Regions from separate parts of the Mus musculus genome. Here region 2 is linked to region 1. Evidence: chromatin loops called from intact Hi-C (ENCODE). Cell type or tissue: heart. All regions are shown on one strand. Links, peaks and the distances in the headings refer to the core of each region. The heading gives the core; the rest is flanking DNA.

The links. Hi-C counts contacts between places; a loop is a spot of excess contacts. Peaks named below come from ENCODE experiments on the same cell type or tissue, not always from the same donor. Only the 100,000 strongest peaks of a DNase experiment are listed, where the experiment ranks them.
Region 2: it touches region 1 in a loop (2.4-fold over the local background); 2 of 42 quality-filtered maps call a loop at or near these places.

What each region holds. Positions count from the first base shown.
Region 1 is chr12:68,580,339-68,588,688 of GRCm38, reverse strand. No RefSeq gene overlaps it. Among named protein-coding and RNA genes, the nearest start is that of Gm31307, 66 kb to the left of the region's middle. In heart, for the core only: no CTCF peak of the experiment used is centred there; no DNase peak of the experiment used is centred there.
Region 2 is chr12:68,460,443-68,468,792 of GRCm38, reverse strand. No RefSeq gene overlaps it. Among named protein-coding and RNA genes, the nearest start is that of Gm31307, 190 kb to the left of the region's middle. In heart, for the core only: no CTCF peak of the experiment used is centred there; no DNase peak of the experiment used is centred there; H3K27ac peaks cover 1,449 bases.

The DNA of each region.
Region 1 (8,350 bases), core at 246-8,245:
AACTGTCCTTTCTAGGCTTCAGGGGGAACCAACTCTACCGATACTTTGATTTTAGACTTCTCACCTCCAGGGTTGTAAAATGACAAACTGCTGTGTTTAAGTCATTGTGTGTGGCAGTTTGCTATGATATCCTTGAGAAAACAATATGGCATGTAAAACTTGATTGTCAGAGGTGAGCACTTCATAACTACTGGCATATGGCTTACATGATAATACTTGCTGGTAAAATATCATGGCTTATATTTTGATATGGGTTATACTCTTTCTTTTCTTAAACATCATAACAAAGACCAGACGTAGTCTAATGATTTTTATAACAATTTTCGGGTTTGAAGAGAAATTATCTGTTTTTATAGGTGGGAAACTGAGGCAAAAAGGAATGAAGAGCCTTTTCTTAATCTTCATAGACTATTGTCTTGACTATGGTCTTTTTTTCCTAGATTTGCTCCAGAATTCAACTTCATCCAGTTCGTGTTAGATACAATACTGTGGATATAGGAAGAATGTGAAATGGTGTGGGGCCAGCCTTAAAACCTACTACAGTTTGTCAAGGATAAAGGTCTATAGACCAATGTGATATCACTATTGGCTACATAGCCTATGATGACACCCCTTTCTCCTCAATCTGAAGAAACTCAGTTTGGTTTGTGTTCCAATTTGGCTAGATATGAGTGATTAATTTTCATTGGCATTGGTGACTTTGTTCCTACTTATAAAATTGGTCAAAAAATAGGCATATATTCTACTTTTGGTCAGGAAAAATAAAAGAATGAAAGAAAGACTTAGACTAAGGTGGTACCTTAATTCTCTGCTCATTTCTATACTCAGGTCCCATGTGACATGATGAAAGTCATCTTGCTGTTAATAAGGAGAAACATCACAGGCACAATGAGGATGACAGTGGGGAAAGCTGGACCCATCTGCAACAAGATGCCTACACCTATCTGAAGTTCTCTATATATGATAAAATTAAATGTCTCCTTTTTAACCAATCACTTAAATACTCTGGTTTGTATTAACCAAAGCATCCTAACTCACACAGGCAGTAGAATTATTAAGAAGATAAGTAGTTAACCATGGTTTGTAAGGTAAACAAAGGTTTTGGGAGGAACTGTCTCTAAACTTGATTTTGGAATGGAAAGGAGATTTTTTTTTTTATCACTGTATAGCTTGGATAAGGGTCAGGAAGCATCTTCAAGCAATCAGGATATTCATAAAGGGCAGACAGACATAGATGAGTTTCTTGGTATTAAAGAAACTGAGTGAGGCAGTTTGTTGATACTGTAGGTTAAGTTCAGGAGAAAAAGCATTAGAAAGGAAGCCGGATCTGTCTCCACAGAGGTTAGACTCCAGGCTTTAATTAATGTGCTAAGACAACAGACTTTATTCTGTGGAGCTGATGATGAGAGAACATAATTATTAGAGAGGAATTGTGGTTGCAACGATATTGTTTATGTCTTGGAAATACCTATTCCTCTGTGATGATGATGATGAGAGAGAAAGAGAGGAAGAGAGAGAGAGGGAGAGAGAGAGAGAGAGCGAGAGAGAGAGAGAGTTCACTTCTGTATAACCTAAGAGAAGAAAAGAAATATAAAGGTTAGGTTCTGGGATACCGTTAGGGCTAAATGTGGGGAGATGGTTGAAAGATTTTGATAAGGAGAAGTACAATTGAAGTCTGTTTTTTAAAGAGATATAACATCATTTAGAAAATAAATGGTTTTGAATACAGCTTTTTTTTTTTTTTTTTTTTTTTTTTAGCTTTTTCGAGACAGGAATTTTCTGTGTAGCCCTGGATGTCCTGGAACTCACTCTGTATACCAGGCTGGCCTCAAACTCAGAAATTCACCTGCCTCTGCCTCTCAAGTGCTGGGATTAAAGGCGTGCACCACCACGCCTGGTTGAATACAGCTTTTGAAGAATTAAAGATACCAGTAAACAGCATTAGACCAGCGAGCTTCAGATCTTCACACACATAGGAATCATCTAGGAAACTTGTTAGAAAACACAAATTTTGATTCAGCAAATCTGGGATTAGGTCGGATCCTGTGAACTTTTAACAACCTTCTAGGTGACTGTAAGACTGCTTATCCTCAGGCCATTGCCTCCTCAGTGACAAGGAATCCATACCCTGAGAATTATTTAAATGGGGAGTGTAGAGATACACACACACACACAAAGCCACCCCAAAAACAACAAGCAAACTAAAGAAACAACAACAAAAATTAAGCTTAAAAATGAACAATTCTACTCTGTTTAATTTTTTTTTTAATCTCAAAAATATGTTTCAATTTTTCAAATACTCAGAAAGGAGATTGCCTCCCTGACCCTTCCTGTCCTCTTAGACAGAGCACTCCATGTATGTGTTCCTTGGAGTTAATTCTGCCTTGGTTCTTGGACCAATTGTTCCATCTCCAGCACTCATTCACCACTAGGCTCACAGTTCTCTGTCAATTCTGCAAGAGACTCACACTAAGCTCTGTTAAATCTGTCTACCTTGCTTTGGGGTTAGTTCTCAATACAACCTCTGTGAGGGAGTTTCTATACCAGTTGAAGAATTCTGGCAATTTTAGTATTTCTTTTTTTATACTCTGTATAACTTCATTATTTTTTTTATTGAATTTTACAAAACAGCCACTCTCTTATAAAGAGCTAATCAAGTGTGTGTTTCCTACCCTGCACATTTATATAAGTATATATTCTGTCCAAATTGCATAGATTTCAGCATTCAAGGAAAAAGAGATACTGTTTCTTGGATTGATATGTCTGGATAGAACACAGTTTTGAATATTTTGTACTAACTTCTATACTTTAATATCTGGCAATCTATCCTTCATTATGTTAAGTGCATTTTAAAGAAGTATCCTGTGCAAATCCACAGATGACTCCTCGGCATACCAAATGGGTTCATCCCCATAAAAATGCAAATTAACTGTGCGCCAATGTAGGCCTTGAGCATTTGTATAGAAAATAAAAAGAGGCTTCTAACTGAGCCCAGAGGAGCTCTACCCACAATGAGCTGATGAGCAGACACAGTAAAGGCGCCAGATATATTACACTTCCAGAGTATTTAACTAGAAACTCCAAGTTTTAATCAGAAAGTAGTCTGCCTGTAAAGAACTGAGGGCTCATTAGGCCTTTGCAAACCTGAATGGCCCTGCATCTTGTAGTCTTAGGCTATATGGGCATTGTCAGTCTCCTGAAAGAGAGCAGAAATTGGATCAAGTTCTACAATGATCAATGAACAAAATGGGGTAATTATTTAAGCAGTAGCAAGCGAAAGCCTCTAAGCCTTTGGCAGTCTTTTATAGGACTGACCTGGAACTGTGTGTGGAGTTGTGTCAGAGACCTTGGTTTAATACAGTCATACATGGTGATGAATGATGGCCAGAGTCGAGAGCTCCAGCCAATTCTTATCTTCTATGGGGGAATAAGAGGAGCCTCAGCTCGGCACAAGTTCATGCCAGGTGAAGCTTGCTTTGTGAGTCCTCATCTTAAGAGACTAGTGGGGATGATGTATGTGTTATTGTGCTTAACTCCACTTCAAATTTCCAGCGAGTGAAAAGCAGCCAGACATTTTGTGCTGAAACCACTAATCACCTTCCACAGTATGTTTCCAAAAACATTCGAGCAGCCAGGAAATTACTCTTCCTGATATGCATAATCACTGTGGTTGTTTGTTTTGCTTTTTATCTTGCCAGGGCTGGGCTTGTTAGAGAGCAGGGAGAAAAGTTCATATATGCTCCTGGGCTTAGCTGCCTAGAAGGCAGCCTGGGCTTGAGGGCCAGCATTCTGTTGCTGATGCTAAGATTTTAGAATGCACTTTGACCTTGCTGTCAAACTGACATTTTCTCTCCAAAGCAACCGTGTTCTTAATGATTTCCTACTTGTATTTGTTATTTTTAAGCCTTGAGTCTACCCCCCCCATTTTTAAAAGCAATTATTAAGTATATCAGCATAAGTCTAATCGTCCAATATGTTTTTCTTTTAACTCTGTGTTCAACTACTTTCTCAAATCTTCATGATGCAGGGGCAGTTTTCAAATCAGACAGATTATGTTACTGTCTTAAATCTGAGCTACTTTCCCAGAAAGACTGAATAGAAGTTGACAAGTTTTCAGCTTTCTCTTTTCTTAGATTCCATACTTTCCTCATCTTTGGTATTTATTTGGCAAAATGAATTCAGGTGAATTCAGAAAGGGCTGTGGGTCAGAGAACAAAGTGGCCTACTCCTTATAGGGTGGGACCCTGGGGGCTTCACGGTTCATGCTAGGGGAGACCTGGTCCCTATTAGATAGTAGCTTGGTTACTTGCCTCCTTACTGTGGTAAGTCACCTGACCAATGCAGCATATGGGAGGGGGACTTGATTTTTGTCTCACAGTTTGGGGGTTTAGTTCATCCATCTTGGAGGGGGAGTTATAGTGGCAGAATTTTGCAGGTCACCTTGTGTTCACAGTCAGAAAGTAGGGGATAATGAATACTTATGTTTAACTTGCTTTCTTCTTGTTATTCATTTCAAAAGCCCAGGCCATAGAAGATGTCTTCTATATTTAGAGTGGATTTTCCTACCTCAAATAACCCAGTCTAGAAATTCCCTCATAGCCATGTCCACTGCTTTGTTTCCATGGTGACTGACATTCCGTCAAGCTGACAATCAAAGCTAAACACTACAGAAGCCTCGCTATCACACTTGGGAAATAGCAGAGACATCACAGCCCTGAAGTAGGATGGAGACTGGGTGGAGGATCCACAGGACTAGGAAGGGCCATTTGTACAGGATGGGTATTCAGAAAGATAGATGTAACCCAACATGGAGTCTCAGCAAATATTGCCAGGTAGGATCATTAAAGAACCACCATCCTTGATATCCCGATAGCTATATCTCTCTGGACACTCCACAGGACCCTGGAAGAAAGCAGGGGACCAATGAAGGAGCTAGAGAAAGGATCCAAGGAGCTGAATGGGTTTACATCACCATAGGAGGAACAACAATATGAACTAACCAGTACTCCCAGAGCTCCCTGGGACTAAACCAGCAGTCAAAGAAAACACATGGTTGGACTCATGGCTCTAGCTGCATATGTAGAGAGGATGGCCTAGTCAGTCATCAATGGGAGGAGAGGCCGTTGGTCCTGTGAAAGTTCTATGCCCCAACATAGGGGAATGCCAGGGCCAGGGAGTGAGAGTGGGTGGGTTGGTGTGCAGGGGTAGGGGGGTTTTGGAGGGGAAACCAGGAAAGGGATAACATTTGAAATGTAAATAAAGAAAATATCTAAATAAAGAAAAGAGAGAAAGAAAGCAGGGGACCATGAATTGACAGAGATGAACTTTCTGATTTCCTGGTGGAAGAGAAATTAGACCCAGTTATTTTAAAATAAAGACAATTATTACTCTTGGATATCTTTTATTTTATATTCATTCAAAGTGCATTAATAGCTTGATAAAACCTTCCCTCTGAAGGCCTATTATCCCCTTTCAAAGCTACTTTTATTCTGCATTCTCCTTTAAAAGCCTTACTATTTTTCTTGTTTCCTTCCTTCTAATTCTCAGTCTTTCCTTGAGTGATGTAATTATATGTGTGATGCTCACCATCAAGTGGAGAAGGAAATGAACTCGGTTAAAAAGCAAAGCTGGCAACAAGAAATTCTGCATTGTCTCAAGTAGAATGACTAACAAAGACCTTAGGAGTTGTTGAAACATGTCAGTCCTGCGTTGGGGAAGAATGAGAGCCCATGCAGGTTAGCCATTTACACACAAATGTGAAGAAACGCTAAACCCCACTGTGTTTGAGTCTTCCTTAGTGCAGCCCAGCTGAAGACTGTGCTCTCAGGGCAGGTGTTTTGAGGGTCACTCACATGGCCAGCACCTGGGGGCCTCCTTGCATTTTTTAGCACATAGATAAAGCAGGACACTCAGGTTCAGACAATGGTGAGGTACCCTTTCACATGAATGTGAGAGCTAAGGGGAGAACTAAAGATGTCTTGAGGGTTTTTTTTTTTTAATAGTCCTGCTTGGCTCTTCCCCCCTCAGTGACTTGTCATGATCTCACATTCTATATCATATTTTTAATGGGAACCGTGGATGTGCTTTTTTGGTTTTTATATTAAGTAGTTTGCTACTTTTATTGTGTATTTTGTTTTTGAATTGTAACATAGACCAGTAACATTCTAAATTGGTGCTAAGTAAAGATGATTCCGACTTGCTATGGATAATGCTTTAATATATTTATATTATCAGGCTGTGAGCAAAAAGAAGAACTTCCCTAAAAATGATAGGGATTAGAGCTAAATAAATTATAAACATGAAAAATTACTTATGTTGTCCTCAGGGGTAGATATGAAATAAGTTTGCTTGCTAAGTTATCAGAGAAAAAATATTTTAACAGACATTTCCTTACATTATTACGTTGCTCTATAAAAGGAGATAGATGAGATAGATATTTATAGGCATTATCCCACTTTGGACTTCTTGCTTGGCAGAAAAATATATCCTTTCCCAAAGTCTTGTCAAGTAAAATAGAAGCGTGGAGGACAGATACTGTTTGCATGAGCACCTTAGCCATGGTTTTGGTCCAGATGTTTTATCTCCTATGATGCCCCTATTTAATTAGTAACAGATTCAATATAGTCGCAGATGTGAGTCAGTGAAACAGTGATGATGAAACCATTACCCTGCATAATTGTTTTAGCTGTTCCGCTAATTTTTTCTTCTTCTTCTTTAATGGCCCATCGTGCATTCTTATCACAAATAAAATTTGTGCATCGGGGGGAAGCTGCAGCGTGTTGTGTTTTTGGTAATGGTTACCATTGAGATTATTTTTCTCAAGTGATTTTGGAGATTTTCTATGTTTTATGTTAACTTGAAGTTGACATAAAACATAGAAATGACTTCGGTCCTCTGTGAAGCAGACAAACAACCACATCTGTACTGGAGGATTGGTCTGCATCAAACTGACTTGTAGGATGGGAATTGGTTGGGACAACTTCAAAGATAGAAATGTTTCCCTTTTTTTCCGATGAAAAGCTTGGCTTTGATTGTAATTCGAAATAAGTGCTCTAGCTCTCTCTGTCTTTTCTTAGGTAATTCTAAGGTAATCCTTGGTCTGCTGACATGTGTCCTTATCTCCCCCTATACCTCAGTGTACCTTTCTCTTTTATTTAGTCTGTATTCACCAAGGCATCAAGGCATATTTCAATTATTTCCATGGTGGTTTACACATTTGAAGAAATGCGCAAAGTAAAAACAAACTAACAAAGTACACTCTCAGAGTCCACAGGGATTTATTTGTAAACAGTTTGGATTTCTACAAATTTGTGTTTTTCTACATTTTTGTGTTGATATGCTACATTGGGCCTGTGGGATGGATCACTGGGTAAAGAGATCTACAACAAGCCTGATGACCCGAGTTAGATCCCTGAGCGTCACACATTAGGGAAGAACTCTTACAAGTTGTCCCTTGCTATGCACATTCAGTACCATGGGAGTACGTGTGTGTACCTGTAAGACACATATGTACATACAGTAAATAAATAAATGTAACAAGAACATTTAAAAAGATGTGCTAAGTTAAATTTTCACCCTAGTGTAGAATTTGTTGTGATAAGTATAAAGGGACTGTATTTTGTAATGTAAGGTGTGTATTGGCTGCTAATACCCCTATAACTGCATCTCTTCTTTAAGCCAGTTATACTTATTGTTAGAGAAATACTGATACAGTTAATCAACTGGATTACTTTGGTGTCTGACACTTGCATTCTCTTGAGTCTCTGAGTTGAATATTAAAGGAGGTTTTTATAACTAACCGACAAATGTAATCATATATGTATTGGTGATATAAAGTGATAGTGATAGAAGTTTTGATAGATGTAAACACTGTGTAGCTAACAACTAAGTAATTCCTGTGTGTCTCATCTCAAATATTTACCATTTGTAATGAAGATACCCAAAACCCACTCTCATAGATATTTTGAATCATGTACACATTGCTATTTTAGTTATAGCAGCTCCATGCTGAGATAGAATACGAAAGTTTATCAGTTGTAACTAACTGTAACCTATACTCATGGACTAATGTCACTCTGCTCCTCAGTCTGGAATTGTCCTTTTGTTCTTCTGTGAGTCCCACCTCTCTGGATTACACATACAAGTGGGATCTTGTGGCATCTGTCTCTGTGGTTGGCTTATTTAACATAACCCAATGTCCTTTGGGGTCATTCACATCGTAATTGACAAGATTTCCTTCCATTTAACCTTGCTCTTAATTTTAGAAATGGAGTTTTCACTATTATTGCAGTTATTGTTGTCAATGGTGGTTGGAATTATGCTAAATAATAAATTGGCATATGCAGTGGCT
Region 2 (8,350 bases), core at 188-8,187, 120 kb after region 1:
TCTTAGACATGGTCAATTTGACACCTGAATAGATAATTTTTAACCATAACTTTTTATTCTTTATGCTTTTTATTCTCTATGTCATGGTCATCTCATGATGTAGAATATATTTGCCTTATCTTAGAGATAAGTCTTGCAAGCCCTAGGAGTTCTACAATAAGCAGATCCAAATTTGGTCTCTTGAGTCTCAAGGTAAACTCTTTTGTGAGTCTCTGTAAATAAGAAAAAAAAATCAAGTTACATAATCCCAATCTATAATTGAACAGAATAACTAACTATCTCTTGCTCCAAAATGGAGGGTTGGAAAACACAAGGAAAGACTAAAACGCAACAGGCCAAACATCTACTTTCCATTTCTGACATCTGGGGTTTATGGTGACTTAAGAAGCCCCGGTCACTCCAATTTTGCATACTATCTCTCTTGAGTCAATGCCACTCCTTGCCTGTAGCTTTCTTTAGTGGACACCCCCAACATTTGGGGTCTTTAATGAAAATTAAGCTTCACTTAGATTTCTTCAGTGATCTCTCAGAGCCATCTTTTTAGAAAACTTGGCACTTCTATACATTGTCTTGCTTCAGCAGCTTTTTGGGACCTCAAGTTAGACTCCTTAACCTAGTAACTCATGTTTTGTATTCTTGAAAGACCAGTTCTCAGCGCAATAAGTGTTTATTGTAGTATAAAATGTAAGTGACTATAGCCCGGGAACATGAACTCACATTGGCCTAAATTACAGGTTGCAATGTGAAGAATGTTTCATGAATTTTAATGGTTATAGAACAAAAGAAATACACAAATAAAGGCAGTTTTCAAATACATTGACGGGAGTGTCAGGTAGGTGGGTTACAGCAACAAGGAGGAAATCATAGATACTATATGATGACATAGACCATGCTGTTAAATTCTGCTGCCAGATGTAGCTTGGACCCATTCTGTCACAGGTATGAGGGAATACTTCTTCAACAGTTATTTTTGAGCATGGACCACCATTAGCAGCATTTTGTGTTCTTTCTTTTAAAATGCATTTCATCTGTTGGCTCTGCTAGTGGGTAGAGCACCTCTCCTCTTGTTTGAGTGCAGAGTGTGGGAGACAGTAGGAATGTAGACAGTACATGGTTTATATGGTTCCAGAGGAGAACTGCAGGTCTATTAGGTACTTGGATAAGGGCCATTCATGTCATATCTGGCAAAGAATCTGCCAATGAATACTCTATCCATGTCCTGAAAATTTGAATGAGGCTGAGTTCAAAAGTAATGTATTAAGTTGTTGATTTCTCTTTAATGGCATGAAGTAATTATGGCTACTCTCTACTCATCTGCCTTTTCTGCAACATTAAACTCATTGTTTTCCTCACTAAATGGCACATTTTTATAATTTTCTGTTCATTCTACCTGAAAATCTGACTAAGAACAGTAAAAACTTACAGTGCCAAAACCTGGATGTTAAAATGTCTTAAATTTCCTTCACCAAACAACTTACTTTCCTGCAAACTAGTTCCAAAATGCCAATTTTCATACAAACATGTTTATTACAATAGCCCCAGATCTAAATTTGGGTAGATTTATCCACAGGAACAGAGTCAATAGAACACACACACGCACACGCACCGAGCGCATACACAGAGTATGTGTTATGTTTACTTAATGATGGTAGGTGGGAAGTTCAGTAGTGGTCATCTACTAAAACTGGAGAGAGAGAGAAGCTGGTAGCTGCATCATCCACAATTTGAATGCAGCAGCAGTCATCATTCATTGATGAAAGTCTGAAAGATTCCTGGAGAGTCACTGATATTTCGTACGTGTAGGAGGCTGAAAGAGCTGGAGTCTGGACATCAGCAAGGGATGACAACTGCAATGTCAGACACAGTCACTCAGAAAGAACCACAAGCAGACAAGTGTGCAACCACTTTTTCCTTGAATCTCTTTCTGCGCCAGCCATTAGAAGGCGCATGTATTGAGGTTCGGTGTCCTTGAAAATGCCCTCACTGACAAGTTAAGAGGTATCTTTCCATGATGATTCCAAGTCTCATCAAATCAAGATCAACTATCACAGATATCCAAAGCAATAAAAATGTAAGGAACTGCCAGCAAAAGTACAAGGAAACAAAACAGTGAAGTATAATGTGGAATGCTGGATGAGTTGCTGAAACAGAAAAATAGATAGAACTCATGAAACAGGCACAAGTCATTCGCTAGGTAAATAATGAACACAATTGCTTCTGAGGTTATAATTACTGTACCATGCTGAGTTGTTTCTGATAGGGAGATTGCTTTGGGGTACTTGGGAATCTGCATAGGTTTTGCAAATTTTCTTTAAAACAAAACTTGTCTTAAAAATAAGTAAATTAACCTTAAGAATGCCTGAAATAGAAACAGATTAGAACAAATAATTTTAAAAAATGTGAATGCTATAGAATTTCCTTACCATTTTTTCTTGACTGCCAATCATGTGCCAAATATCACAGCAGCAGAAAAGTCAGCTCATTCACTCAAAGAAATTCTCCATGGGTAATTTTTTATTCCTTCTATTAACTTTTCTAACTGATTATCAGAGTTTGATATGTATAATAATTATTTTTCTGGGTTTTTGTTCAAAAGTATGTACAGTATTTATCCATGATGGAAAGAAAATTATAGAATACTTAGGTAGAGTTGATTTTGGCTGCATGTGCTGACTTTACAGCCAAATAATGGAAAGAGAATCTATGCTATATCTTGTAACTCATCTTGTTCAATGGAACTTGGAAGTTTTGATGTGGGTCACTGACAATGGTGTTAACACAGGATTGTGAAAAAATTCTATTTTTGCACCTATTAAAAAGTGAAAGGAAAGTCACGTATGTAGCTCAGGCCTATAATCTCAGAACTAAGGAAGCAGAGGTATGAAGACTGCCATGAATTTGAGGCTATTGGTTATGTAGAGAGTTCCAGGCCAGCCTCAGTTACAGGGTGAGAACCTGCTTCACAGGATGCGGAAAAACAAGAAATAAACAAACAAAAAAGAACTTTCCCAAATCCTCTTATGAAAATGTTTTAATGAGTGTGTGTGTGTGTGGGGGTATGTGTGTATGCCTGTGTCAGGCTTGGCATCAAGACACCTGTACCGACTTGGTCACTATGCCTAGCGTCTATATCTATATCTATATCTATATCTATATCTATATCTATATCTATATCTACATCTACATCTACATCTACATCTACATCTACATCTACATCTATATCTATATCTGTATCTATATCTATATCTACACACATATACATATATACATATACAGACATATATACATATACATGTGTGCATACACATATATATCAACAACAACAATATATATAAACAAATATATATGTAATATACATATTATATGTATATGTTATATACACACATACACACACTATATATATACATGTATATGTATATACACATATATATTATGAAAATTATTTTAATTGTAGTCTCTGAAATGTCCTTGAATTCCGTAGTGGAATATATCACTGTCTTTTTCAAATGTCAGCAACTCTGACATCAGTCTTTGCTTTAAATCTTTCACCATAACAAATTTCTTGTTAAACCTCCAGGGCAGTGATGTGGTAGCTGAGGAACGCGCTCAATAAGACCACTAGGAAACTAAAGCAACTGGCAGGGAGATAGCTCCATTTTCTTCATCTTGTTTTTTGGCATGAAATGAACTTTTCTATAGTAAATATTGCAAAATATTTCTTTAATTTCACGAAAAGAGTGTACATAAATATTATGAACTTTACAGTTTTAATAGCACCTAAACTGTAATTTAAGTAGGATATAAAAAGGAAGTTATAGTTATAATATACATTTTAGTATTAAAATATATAGGCATAGTTATTCTAGGAGATAAAATGTAATTAAAGAAACAAAAATTTCCCAAATATCCCAAATGCCTCTGAGGTGGTTTTACTGGCTAGCGTTTATGCCAATTTGACACATACTAGAGTTATTTGTGAAGAAAGAACTTCGGTTGAGAAAATACCCCTCCAGATTGCACTGTAGAAATTGGACTGTGTGGTATTTTCTTAATTAGTGATTGATATGGGAGGGCCCAGTTCACTGTGGGTGATGCAGCCTCTGGACAGGTTGTCTTGAGGTATGTAAGGAAGCAGACTGGCAGGCCTTAGGGAGCAAGCCAGTAATCTCTTCCATGGCATCAGCTCCTGTCTCCAGGTGTCCTGCCCAAATCTCTCTGGATTACAAGATGCAAGATGAAATAAACCTTTTCCTCTGCAAGGTGCCTTTGGCCATGGGCTTCTTTGAAGTAATGGAAACCCTAAGACATGGGTACAGTAATGACCTAATGAGATTCATAATGATCTGTGGACAGTGTGAACTAACTGCAAATATAGGCAAGTTCATACCATGTCTCTGTGATTTGATTATATCCTTTCTGTTGTCTCCTACAGTGTACCTGAAGCATTCCTGGAAACCTTGATCCATGTCATTCTGTTCAGTTCATCCTGCAGAGTCTACTTCAGATGATAGAGCACATCTGTGCAAAGCCCTAAGCAAAATTAGCAAGTGGAATCGACTTTTGTTCTCTTCCTCTTATTAGCTGATGATAATCCAGGCTCTGCTATGGAGTCAGGGTGGTCTTTATATCTAAAGACTTTCAGCTTTTCACCTCTACTAGTGTTAACTAGGTGATGTGTGATGACTCTATGGGTATGTGAATAGGCTAACTAATGTTACTTTGATGTCTACAATGGCATTCATTCATTCATTCATCTAATACACGATATCATTAGTTCCTCTTGGCTGATGGGGTGTGTTTTAGAGCTGTGATGATGAAGATGGAATTTTGCTTGAGTGGCATCTGAAAAAGTGTAGGAGAGTACTTGGTGTAGGAGAGTATGAAAGGTTTCTCATAGAAGACAGTGCTTGTACAAAGCTCTGAAAGATGCTCTGGGTCAGACAGTGGCGGCAGCACATACTAAGGCAGGGAGACGAGATGTGTGGCTCCCGCCTGTTATGCAGTGGGAGCAGCAGAGCAGGGTCCAGGGGAAGAAAACAGCAGAAGGTATCCAGCCTGAGTTGGAAAACTAGATTACTTAGATTGATTCATTCATTTTAAAGAAACAGAGCAGAACCTCTTCATTTGGCTAAGATAAACAATACATGGTGCAGTTTTAAAATTTACTTATTTGTTCTCTTTTTGAAAAACATTCTCAAGAAATATGTGTGTGTGTGAAGAATTAGAAAATGAATCGAGTAAGTGAAATTACAGTAGCTGAAAATACATATGCATTCAGTCCATTTCTAAGGAAACGGTTTTGAATAGAACTTCAACATTCACGCCAAATCTTCCACTATTTCTTTAAAACTTTTACCTGAGTGTGGCAGTTACAGAGAGAATTCCTTGCTCAGCCAGGATTTTCTGAAGGCTTTGGAATTGTTATTGCAGTAGGCTGGCTCCCGTGTGCTATGGAATGCTGATGCTTCAGTGCATGCCTGTGTGAGCAGAGCCAGCAGCTGGGGGCTGACTCCATCCTGCCTGCTAAAAATAGCCATAATGCTGCTGCTGTTTATTTTGCCTTGCAGCATTTCCTCACAGCTGCCATTGTGTATGCTCCCAGATAGAGGAGCATGCTATGAAAGAACAATGATGTCTTAGGACGAATCGTGAGAACATCCGGAACATGACTGTGTGTCAAGATTAATTATAACTCCTGGTGGGCATTTGGGTGGGTTGGGGATCATCAGTGAACAGTCAGCATAAGAAGAGTCTTCCTCCTCATTTTTGCAGTGAGTGTATTCCGCATTGTCCAGGGCCAATGCTACCTAAGTTGTGATCCTGAAATGTTCATTTCATGGACTCTCTGATGAATGGTGTCCACATATTTAATATTTTGGCTAAGGTCCATACCTACAAGGTTGAAGAACTGGAAGAAGTAGCCTGTTTTGTTTCAAAAGCAAAAACACCTGCTATGCCTAAACTATGCAGCCCTTCCTGTCTGAAATATGAACATTACAGATGAATGTATTGTCATCTTTTCAGTAATAAAAGTGCTTAGGGGGAAAGAAATTGTTATAGTGAAGAAAGGGACCATTAGCTGAAAGAACTGGAAAGGCACAGTGGATTGTGCAATATATGTGACAACAGCTTTCTTTTGATGATCTAGGGTTGTTTCTGTTTCATGTGCATTGCAGTGTTTGAAGGCTTGTGGGGTAAAGAGACTTGATCAATTATTATGATAATGATGCACGAGCCAAATTATGAGTTTAATTATAATTACTATCTTTATAGAGAGTTAATTAATCATAAAAGAGTACATTATATAATCTTTCTGTTTAATGAAATTCATTATACAGGCTCCCAAAGGCCTAAATATAGTTTTAAACAAATTAAACCCATGACTGGGGTTAAGGCTCTTAATGCAAATGAGGTCTGGATTAGTCACTGAAAAGGACTGCAAAGACATTAGGCCCCCAAAGTGTTGAGCCATCAGACCCTGATGACATACATACTTTCACTCTGGTAAGAGAAACAAGAAATTCAGTGGCTTTCTGAATAGTTTTGAAATTCACAATATGGCTGAGGCTGGATAACTTAACTAGCACAGATGATCCAAAGAACGTTATTCAACATCCTTGCATGTACAATGTGACATTTGACAGTGTTAAAGTCATAATCTTTGCATCAATAACTATCCAACCCTCACATTCAAAGCAGCCACAATAAGCATGAGATATGCAGCACTATAAGGATATTGAGAACAAAAATTAATGTTTGGAAAATAAAAGAGATATTATAGGCCCATGTTTCAAGTGGCCCATGAGCTACTAGTGAAATGGAAATTTCTGGATTGGTTTTCTTTTCTTTTCTTTTCTTTTCTTTTCTTTTCTTTTCTTTTCTTTTCTTTTCTTCTTCTTCTTTTTTTTTTTTTTTTTTGAGACTCAGTTGTGTCATGTGATGTTTTTCTGGAAACTGTCTTATGAAAGGATATTTTTTCCTGAAACAGACACGTGGGAAGATGTTTTTTCTGTAAACAGACACATGATTTTTTTCTAGAAGCAGCCTCAAAAGGGAGCATATTATGTTTTGCTACAGTGGATACTCGAGAGAACACATGAAGTTTGGCAAGGGTATAAATCTGAAACAACAGACAGTGGACAATGCTGTATGGTATTGGTTCGCCTTGCCATTCTTTTCTGGTCTTCATTTGTTGTGACTTCATAGAGAGAAACACATGGCAGAACTTCTGGCGTTGTCCTGGGGGCTTCTTGATGCTTCTGCATACTCGAGCTGACTGGTAGAGCTTTGCAAGTTTCTTCTGGATTGAACTGTTGTTGATTCATGAATGGTGTTTGTGAGTGGATCAAGCTACTGCTGCTGACTTGTCTGAAGTGAACTGCTGATATCCTGACAGCACAGACTGACTTTGCTCAAAAAAAAATTTTTTTTTCCTAAACATGCCAGCGTCCTCCTTTGCCCTATTAGCCTTTCATTTTCTCTATGTCTGGTGGGTGGTGAGCTAGAAGTGAGGTTCAAGCATTTAAATATTTTTATTAAAAGTAGGTTTTGAAAAAAATCTAAGCCTATATGCTGGACCATCATATAGGAAGTCCTGCATGCCCTGAAGTTTCCAATCAGACCATTTTATTTCTTTGTAATGAATAATCCTGGTACTATTTTATTCCTTTATTAGAAGATGAAAAAATTAGTACAGAGCCCAGGGTTGAGGTGAAATGAATCGCAAATAAAAGAGATGAGGCCATGAATGGAAACACAGTAGAATGAGATTTTCCAGAATCACAAGTTATTAATCTGTACCCAGTGTACTCAGAGGCCTCAGAGCTTCTTAGCTTCTAGTTCACGACCCCACTGGGGTCACATGATAGATATCCTGCATCATTAGAGATTAACATTATGATTTATAACAGTAGAAAAATGCAGTTGTGAAGTAGCAATAAAGTAACTTTGCAGTTGTGGGGGCAGGGGAGCACCACAACATGAGAAACTATATTAAAGGGTCACAGCATTAGAAAGGTTGAGAACCACCGATCTGTTACCTCCCCCACAACATCCTATCCTAAAATATCCTGTGGTGTACTTCCCTTTTACAACCTATATCTTAAGAAGTTTCTCTCTAAAAATGGAAGGTTTTCTTCTCAGAGAAAACTGCTGAACAATATAGGCAATGTTATTGTGAATGTTAAAGTGGTTTTCAGAATAGCTTTTGATTTCATTGAAAGTTAAAACAAGTATTTTATTTTTTTTTATTTGTGTGTATGTATGTATGTATATATGTATGTATGTATGTATGTATGTATGTATGCATGTATGGGTTATCATGCATGCAGGTGCCATCAGAGGCCAGAAG